2 separate regions of the Homo sapiens genome follow, and region 1 is linked to region 2. A link is an interaction called in ENCODE POLR2A ChIA-PET data of the cell type or tissue named here. Cell type or tissue: K562. All regions are shown on one strand.

Region 1 (5,000 bases), 60 kb before region 2:
CACGGTGGCTCACGCCTGTAATCCCAGCACTTTGGGAGGCAGAGATGGGCGGATCACCTGGGGTCAGGAGTTCAAGACCAGCCTGGCCAACATGGCAAAACCCCGTCTCTACTAAAAGTACAAAAATTAGCCGGGGTGGTGGTGGGCACCTGTAATCCCAGCTACTCAGGAGGCTGAGGGAGGAGAAGCTTGAATGCAGGAGGTGGAGGTTGCAGTGAGCTGAGATCAGGCCACTGCACTCCAGCCTGGGCGACAAGAGCACGACTCCATCTCAAATAATAATAATAATAATAAAATTTAAAAATAGGAGGCCAGGCATGGTGGCTCACGCCTGTAATCCCGCACTTTGGGAGGCCAAGGCGGGCGGATCATGAGGTCAGGAGATCGAGACCATCCTGGCTAACACGGTGAAACCTCATCTCTACTAAAAAATAGAAAAAATTAGCTAGGTGTGGTGGCAGGCACCTGTAGTCCCAACTAGTTGGAGGCTGAGGCAGGAGAATGGCGTGAACCTGGGAGGTGGAGCTTGCAGTGAGCCAAGATTGCACCACTGCACTCCAGCCTGGGCGACAGAGCGAGACTCTGTCTCAAAAAAAAAAAAATTAAAAAATAGTATATAAAGAATTCTGAAAATTTAGTAAGAAAATATGAACATCATTATATAAAATGGACAAAGGGCTGGGCATGGTGGCTCACGCCTATAATCCCAGCAATTTGGGAGGCTGAGGTGAAAGGATCTTTTGAGCCCAGGAGTTCTATACCAGCCTGGGCAACATGGTGAAACCCTGTCTCTATAAAAAAATACAAAAATTAGCCGGGCATGGTGGCACATGCCTGTAGTCCCAGATACTTGGGAGGGTGAGGTGGGAGGATGGCTTAAGCCTGGGAGGCAGAGGTTGCAGTGAGCCAAGATCCCCCACTGCACTCCTGCCTGGGCAACAGAGCTAGACCCTATCTCAAAAACAAGCAAACGAAAAAGGACAAAGTGCATTAAACAGGCAGTTTTAACCTGAGATGTCATTTAAAAAAAAAATTTTTTTTTTTTTGAGACAGAGTCTCACTCTGTCGCCCAGGCTGGAGTGCAGTGGCATGATTTTAGCTCACTGCAACCTCCTACCTCCCGGGTTCAAGCGATTCTCCACCTCAGCCTCCTGAGTAGCTGGGACTACAGGTGCAGGCCACCATGCCCAGCTAATTTTTGTATTTTTAGTAGAGACAGGGTTTCACCATGCTGGCTAGGCTGGTCTCGAACCCCTGACCTCGTGATCCACTTGCCTCAGCTTCCCAAAGTGCTTGGATTACAGGCGTGAGCCACCGCACCTGGCCTAAAAATTTTTTTCTTAGACTTTTTTTTATTTTTTTGAGATAGGGCTTCGCTCTGTCACCCAAGCTGGAGTGCAGTGGCACAGTCATAGCTCACTGCCGCCTCCAACTCCTGGGCTCAAGCCATCCTCCTGCCTCATTCTCCTGAGTAGCTGGGACTACAGGCACATGCTACCATGCCTGGCTAATTTTTTATTTTTTATAGAGATGGGGTCTCGCTATGTTGCCCAGGCTGGTCTCGAACTCCTGGCCTCAAATGATCCTCCCACCTCGGCCTCCCAAAACTCTGAGATTACAGGTGTGAGTTATTGTGCCCAACAGACATGTTTTAGAGCAGCTTCAGGTTTACAGAAAAAAAAATCATGCAGAAAGGATAGAGTTGTCATATATCTCCTCCTGCTCCCTGTCCCTCAGTTTCCACTATTATTAAGAACTAGCAAGGCCGGAAGTGGTGGCTTATGCCTGTAACCCCAGAGCTTTAGGAGGCTGAGGCGAGATGATTAATTGAGCCCAGGAGTTTGTGACCAGCCTGGACAATATAGCAAGACCCCATCTCTACAAAACAATTAAATAATTAGCTGAGTGTGATGGCACACACTCGAGGTTGCAGTGAGCTATGATTGGGCCACTGAACTCCAGCCTGGGTGACAGAGCTGGACCCTGTCTCTAAATAAATAAATAACTTGAATGAGTGTGGTACATTTACTACAACTGATGGACAAATTGATTGATACATTATTATTAACTAAAGCCCATAGTTTACTTTTTATTTCTAAAAATCTTTTTTTAATTTTTGTGGGTACGTAGTAGGTATATATATTTATGGGTTACATGAGATATCTTGATACAGGCATAATCACATCAGGGTAAATGGAGTGTCCATCACCTCAAGCACTTATCCTTTCTTTGTGTTACAAACAATCCAATTATACTCTTTTTTTCTTTTCTTTTCTTTTTTTTTTTTTTTTTGAGACAGCATCTCTCTCTGTTGCCCAGGCTGGAGTGCAGTGGTGCCATCTCAGATGCTCACTGCGACCTCCGCCTCCCAGGTTCAAGCGATTCTCCTGCCTCAGCCTCCCGAGTAGCTGGGACTACAGGCGCCTGCCACCATGTCTGGCTAATTTTTGTATTTTTTAGTAGAGACATGGTTTTGCCATGTTGGCCAGGCTGGTCTCGAACTCCTAGCCTCAAGTGATCCGCCTGCCTCAGCCTTTCAAAGTGCTGGGATTACAGGCGTAAGCCACTGCACCCGGCCCAATTATACTCTTTCAGTTATTTTTATTTATTTTATTTTTTGATATGGAGTCTCGCTGTGTCACCCATGCTGGAGTGCAGTGGAATGATCTCGGCTCACTGAAACCTCCGCCTCCTGGGTTCAAGCAATTCTCCTGCCTCAGCCTCCCGAGTAGCTGGGATTACAGGTGCCCGCCACCACGCCTGGCTAATTTTTGTATTTTTAGTAGAGACAGGGTTTCACCATGTTGGCCACGCTGGTCTCGAACTCCTGACTTCAGGTGATCTACCCGCCTCGGCCTCCCAAAGTGTTGGGATTACAGGTGTGAGCCACCATGCCCGGCCCATAGTTTTTTTTTTTTTTTTGAGACGGAGTCTCACTCTTCGCCCAGGCTGGAGTGCAGTGGCGCGATCTTGGCTCACTGCAAGCTCCACCTCCCGGGTTCATGCCATTCTCCTGCCTCAGCCTCCCGAGTAGCTGGGACTACAGGCGCCCCGCCACCATGCCTGGCTAATTTTTTGTGTTTTTAGTGGAGATGGGGTTTCACCGTGTTAGCCAGGCTGGTCTCGATCTCCTGACCTCATGATCCGCCCGCCTCAGCCTCTCAAAGTGCTGGGATTATAGGCGTGAGCCACTGCGCCCGGCCGCCCATAGTTATTTTTAATGTACAATAAATTATTATTGACTGTAATCACCCTATTGTGCTATCAAATACTAGGTCTTATTCATTCTAGCTAATTATATTTTTGTGCACATTAACCAGCCCCCCTTCTCCCTCTTTCCCCACCATTACTTTTCCCAGCCTCTGCTCTCTATCTCCATGAGTTCCATTCTTTTAAGTTTTAGCTCCCACAAATAAGTGAGAACACATGAAGTTTTTCTTTCTGTGCCTGGCTTATTTCACGTAACACAATGACCTCCTGCTCCATCCAAGTTATTGCAAATGACAGGGTCTCATTCTTTTTTATGGGTGACTAGTACTCCCAGGTGTATATGAACCACATTTTCTTTATCCATTTGTTTGTTGATGGACACTTAGTGTATTAGTCCATTTCATACCACTGTGAAGAAATACCCAAGACTGGGTAATTTATAAAGAAAAAGAGGTTTAATGGACTCAGTTTCACGTGGCTGGGGAGGCCTCACAATCATGGAAGAAGGCGAAGGAGGAGAAAAGGCACATCTTACATGGTGGCAGGCAAGGAAAGTGTGTACAGGGGAACTGCCCTTTGTGAAACCATCAGATCTCATGAGACTTACTCACTATCACGAGAAGAGCACAGGAAAAACCTACCCCTAAAATAATTAGCCAGGCATGGAGGTGGGCACCTGCAATCCCAGCTATTCAGGAGGCTGAGGCAGAGAATTACATGAACCCAAGAGGCGGAGGTTGCAGTGAGCCAAGATCACGCCACTGCACTCCGGCCTGGGTGACAGAGTGAGATTCCGTCTCAAAAGAAACAAAACAAAACAAAAACAGAAAAATCCGCCCCTGTCATTCAATTACCTCCCACTGGGTCCCTCCCATGACATATGGGGATTATGGGAACTATAATTCAAGATGAGATTTGAGTGGGGACACAGGTTGCTTCCAATTCTTAGCTGTTGTGAATAGTGCTGCAATAAACACGGGAGTATAGATATCTTTTCAATATATTGATTTCCTTTCTTTTGGGTATATACCTACCAGTGGGATTGCTGGATCACCTGGTGGCTCTATTTTTAGTTTTTTGAGGAACCTCCATACTGTTCCATAGGAGTTATACTAATTCGCATTGCCACCAACAGTGTACGAGGGTACCCTTTTCTCCACATCCTCACCAGCATTTGTTATGGCCTGTCCTTTGGATAAAAGCCATTTTAACTGGGGTGAGAAAATACCTCATTATAATTTTGATTTGCATCTCTGATGATCAATGATGTTGAGCACCTTTTCATATATCTGTTTGCCATTTGTATATCGCCTTTTAAGAAATGTCTATTCAGATCTTTTGCCCATTTTTGGTTGTATTATTAGATTTTTTTTCCCATAGAATTGTTTGAGCTCCTTATATATTCCCATTACTAAATCCCGTCAGATAGCTAGTTGGCAAATATTTCTCCCATTCTGTGAGTTGTCTCTTCACTTTGTTAATTGTTTCCTTAAAGTCCATAGTTTAAAATGGGGTTTGTGCTTTGTGTTATATAGTTCTGTGTGTTTTGCCAATTGCATAATGTCAATATCCACAATTACAGTATCATACAGCGTGGTCCATCACCCTAAAAATCATCTGTGCTCCACCAACTCATCCCTCCCTTCCTCCCTCTGTCTCCCTCCCCCAACCCCGCAAACCCTTGGCAATCATTGATCACTTCAATGTCTCCATGGTTTTGCCTTTTCCAGAATGTCACATGGTTGAAATCATACAGTATGTTGCCTTTTCGGATTGGCTTCTTCACTGAT
Region 2 (5,000 bases):
CTACTGCCTCATCAGGGAACAGTGGCATTTCCGAAGACCTCACAGTTATCTTTTGCACCCTGAATAATTTGTGTATGGGTTGGTGGGGTGGTGTTTTGTTAATGTGTTGAGGAATTGGCTTAAGCATCTAAAATTTCAGCAACTTGCTCCAGAATGGCTACTATGGGTTGGAGGCAGCCTTCAACAGCTGAAGAGTTGATGTGTGTCCTTGTCTGTGTTTCGTATTGCCTGTCTCATATCCCTTTTATTTGCTTAAAGGACAGAAGACTAGAACAGTACTAGAAAGTTAATTTTTGCTTAAACTGAAAGGCTAAGGAACTTTTTTTGAGAGCATTCTATTGGCACTGTTGTATGGTGCTACCTCCACTGGACAACGGCTCTGGTAGCAACTATTCAGATTATGTGATTGGGTTAGTGCTTTGGTTTTAAAAGTGATCAATGCTGGAAGAAAGAAACTACTTCTGTCCTCAGTTCAGTGCCAGACAGCAGAGACAGTGGGGCAGGAATTCTGACTTGAAGAGGAGTTGGGGGAGAGAGATCCATAGGGGCAAGTTAAATGAGGGCTCTTTCAGAGTGGGGCTACAGACACGTACCAAATGAAGAACAGGAAAAGCTAGCATTTATTAAGTAATTTTGAAAAGTTACTGCTGGCACGGTGGCTCATGGCTATAATCCTAGTGCTTTGAGAAGCGGAGGAAGGCAGATCACTTGAGCTCAGGAGTTGGAGACCAGCCTGGGCATCATGGTGAAACCCCATCTCTACAAAAAAAAGTACCAAAAAATTTAGCTGGGCGTGGTGGCGTGCACCTGTAGTCCCAGCTACTTGGAGGCTGAGGCAAGAGGATCACTTGAGCCCGGGAGCTTGAGGCTGCAGTGAGCTGAAATCACACCACTATGCTGCAGCCTGGGTAACTGTGCAACTCTGTCTCCAAAAAAAAAAAAAAAAAAAGAAGAAAAAAAAGTTAATAACTTAAAGTTTAAATACACATTTTTTTTTTTTTTAAAGACAGAGTCTCTCTCTGTCACCCAGGCTGGAGTGCAGCGGTGCAATCTCTGCTCACTGCAAGCTCCACCTCCCAGGTTCACGCCATTCTCCTGCCTCAGCCTCCAGAGTAGCTGGGACTACAGGCACCCACCATCACACCCGGCTAATTTTTTTATTTTTAGTAGAGACGGGGTTTCACCATGTTAGCCAGGATGGTCTCAAACTCCTGCCCTCGTGATCCACCCGCCTCAGCCTCCCAAAGTGCTGGAATTACAGGCATCAGCCACTGCACCGGGCCCACATGATGTTTTAAGAAGATCAGCCTGGAAAGGGTGGGAGGGAGTGAGAGATAAAAGACTACACATTGGGTACCGTGTACACTGCTTGGGTGACAGGTGCACCAGAGTCTCAGAAATCACCATAGAAGAACTTATCCATGTAACCAGAAACCACCTGTTCCCCCAAAACTATTGAAATTTAATTTAATTTTTAAAAGATCAGCCTAGGCCGGGTGCGGTGGCTCACGCCTGTAATTCCAGCACTTTGGGAGGCCAAGGCTGGCGGATTACCTGAGATCAGGAGTTCGAAATGAGACCAGCCTGGCCAACATGGTGAAACCCCATCTCTACTAAAAGTACAAAAAAAAAATTAGCCGGGTGTGGTGGTAGACGTCTGTAATCCCAGCTACTCGGGAGGCTGAGGCAGGAGAATCACTTAAACCCGGGAGGCGGAGGTTGCAGTGAGCCGAGATTGCGCCATTGCACTCCAGCCTGGGGGATAAGAGCGAGACTTTGTCTCAAAAAAAAAAAGATCAGCCTATTGTCTCACTTCCTATATGCCTTCATTGATATGACATCATACTGAAAGGAAAGCACTGTTTCTTTTTAATGTTTTTTATATTCATGAGAGTTCTTATGTTTTTTTTTCCCTTGCTGGAATTATACTAAGATACAGTTCTGTATCCTGTTTTTATTAACGCGTTGTGCAATGGTGTGATCTCAGCTCACTGCAACCTCCGTGTCCCGGGTTCAAGTGATTCTCCTGCCTCAGCCTCCCAAGTAGCTGGGATTACAGGCGCATACCACCATGCCCAACTAATTTTTTGTATTTTTAGTAGGTCTCGAACTCCTGACTTCAGGCAATCCACCCGCCTCGGCCTCCCAAAGTGCTGGGATTACAGGCGTGAGCCACAGCGCCCAGCTCAGGCTTGGTGATTCTTATCCTCAAGTTATGGTTAATATTTTAATATTTGAGTGGAAGAGGGACCATTTATCTTTTTCTTAAAAAACAATGTATATTTATATATATTCATGTATATTCTCAAGTGAGATTTGTTTCCTTCTTTACCAGATTTCCATGTATTTTTTTCCTAAACCTCACTGGGCTGGGTAAGGTTTGATTCTTGTCCCCATAGTAGGGGTGTGGTTGGGAATGTGGTCAGACTTGCCTTGTGTGTCTCTTAGTCATACTACCACCTTCCAGCAATTTCCATAGACAAGTGAAAACAATCTGAGAATGTGCTTTTTAAAGCGGGAGGTCTGTACCTCAGGACACACTGCAGCTCGCTTTCCTCCGCACCAGTCAGTTTTGAAACTGAGCCTGACGAGAGAACCTGAGACTGCAGAAAAGCCCATCCTGAAGGTTTCAAGTTTTGTAAAAGCTGACCTAGGATTGATTGATTCATTTGGACTAATCAGTAACATATTACTTCTGGGCTTAAGATTTCTCACTGTCATAGGCACACCTGGGAAAAGGTCTAGTCAGACCACCAATTTTTGTGCAGGGAGTTTTGCCACTTATGTTTAAGAGCACGTTCTGGTTGGTCCAGTGGCTGGCGGAGAAGGTCGGTGTACAGGTGGCCAGGAATCCTGCCTCTGCGTGTTGAGAGGAGTTTCTTATTCCACTGTCCTTTCAGGAATCATCTTAGCCTTGAATATAGATTTATAGAATAAAAGTGTAAATAGCAAAATATATTGAAGGCTTCCTGTTTGGAGACATTTTGCCCTGCCCAGGGAGAATCATGAGAGCTTCTCCTTCAGAGATTAGTGGTCTGAGTCATTGCAGTGTGGGCGTCGTAAGAAAAACACAACTGACTTAAGTCCCGCCCTTCAAATCGACTTTTTCCTTCATTGCTTTTTAGGATGTTTGTAAAATTCCCAGTGGGAACTTAGAGCTTTGTGGGAGCAGTGGGGAGGTTTTTTGGTTTCAGCACCTTGATGCAGAGGCTTAGTTAAAGGGAGCAGAGGTGATACGTGGCAGTCAAGAGGTTTTAAACTTGAACTGTACCCTACCGACAGGAAAAGAGGCAAATCCTGTGTAGCTGGTAAGACGAAGTTCGCTCTTTTCTTGAACGCCGGTTGCTCCAACCACTTAACCCCACTTGTCTGAGAAGGGTGTTGGCATGTTTGTTGGATTGCATGGAATTAAAACGGGCGCCGTAGCTCTTCCTTTCTGCTGAGAATGTGGCTGTGGTATATGTGTGTTTCTTTTTTTTTTTTTTTTTTTTGAGACAGGGTCTCACCCTGTCACCCAGGCCAAAGTGCAGTGGCACAATCTCAGCTCACTGCAACCTCCACCTCCTGGTCTCAGTTGGTCCTCCCACCTTTGCCTCCTGGAATAGCTGGGACCACAGGCATGCACCACCACACCTGGCTAATTTTTTTTGCATTTTTTGTAGACATGGGGTTTTGTCATGTTGCCCAGGCTGGTCTCAAACTCCTGGACTCAAGTGATCTGCCCACATCTGCCTCCCAAAGTGCTGGGATTACAGGCGTGAGCCACCGCGTCCGACGCCATGTGTGTTTCTTAAGTAGTGGTGCCAAGTCCATTCACATGTCTTTTTTTTTTTTTTTTTAAGTTCTGGGATACATGTGCAGAACATGCAGGTTTGTTATATAGGTATATATGTGCCATGGTGGTTTGCTGCACCTATCAACTCATCATCTAGGGATTTTTTTTTTTTTTTTTTGAGATGGAGTCTGGCTCTGTCGCCCAGGCTGGAGTGCAGTGGCGCGATCTCGGCTCACTGAAACCTCCGCCTCCCGGGTTCACGCCATTCTCCTGCCTCAGCCTCCCTAGTAGCTGGGACTACAGGTGCCCACCACCATGCCCAGCTAATTTTTTGTATTTTTAGTAGAGACGGGGTTTCATCGTGTTAGCCAGGATGGTCTCGATCTCCTGAGCTCGTGATCCGCCCGCCTCAGCCTCCCAAAGTGCTGGGATTACAGGCGTGAGCCACCGCGCCCAGCCCATCATCTAGGTTTTAAGCCCTGTGTGCATTAGGTATTTGTCCTAATACTTTCCCTCCCCTTGCCTCCCACCCCCTGCCATTCACATGTCTTACTCGAGTTTTTAAGCACTCTAGACTTATGTATCTTATTCCAGTTGCTGAGTATTATATGGCGGCACCATTCCACAGATTTGTACTTTGAAAAATTAGGCCAGTAAGGTTGACGAAGTGATTCTAAAGAATCTTGCCAACCTGGGGTCGGCCAACAATATTCTATAAAGCATGTGCTCCAGTGCTGCACTGTCCAGTGCAGTAGCCGCTCAACACATGTGGTTATTGAAATTTAAATTAATAAAACTTCCAGCCAGGCTCTGTGGCTCCTGCCTGTAACCCCAGCACTTTGGGAGGCCAAGACAGGTGGATCACCTGAGGTCAGGAGTTCGAGACCAGCCTGGCCAACATGGTGAAATAGCCAGGCGTGGTGGCGGGCACCTGTAGTCCCAGCTACTCCGGAGGCTGAGGCAGGAGAATCTCATGAACCCAGGAGGCGGTGGTTACAGTGAGACGAGATCACGGCACTATACTCCAGCCTGGGTAGCAGAGCAAGACTCTGTCTCAAAAACATAAAATAATAAAAAGATAGATAAATTAATAAAACTTCCGAGTGCTCAGGTGTTCATTGGACGGTGCACGTAGAGGACATTGCCCGTGGCAGAGAGTTCTATTGGATGGTGCTGCTCTGGTGGTTCCAGGAGTGAATGGTGGCCGTGTTTGCTTTACTAGATT

Evidence for each region. Peaks named below come from ENCODE experiments on the same cell type or tissue, not always from the same donor. Only the 100,000 strongest peaks of a DNase experiment are listed, where the experiment ranks them.
Region 1: POLR2A ChIA-PET joins it to region 2 with 5 read pairs; 10 of 35 experiments call an interaction of 5 or more read pairs at or near these places.

What each region holds. Positions count from the first base shown.
Region 1 is chr17:76,112,164-76,117,163 of GRCh38, reverse strand. No RefSeq gene overlaps it. Among named protein-coding and RNA genes, the nearest start is that of EXOC7, 11 kb to the right of the region's middle. In K562, no CTCF peak of the experiment used is centred here; no DNase peak of the experiment used is centred here.
Region 2 is chr17:76,051,757-76,056,756 of GRCh38, reverse strand. All of the region lies in intron 8 of SRP68 (signal recognition particle 68), which reads left to right. Among named protein-coding and RNA genes, the nearest start is that of SRP68, 18 kb to the left of the region's middle. In K562, no CTCF peak of the experiment used is centred here; DNase peaks (open chromatin) are centred at 2,434 and 3,036.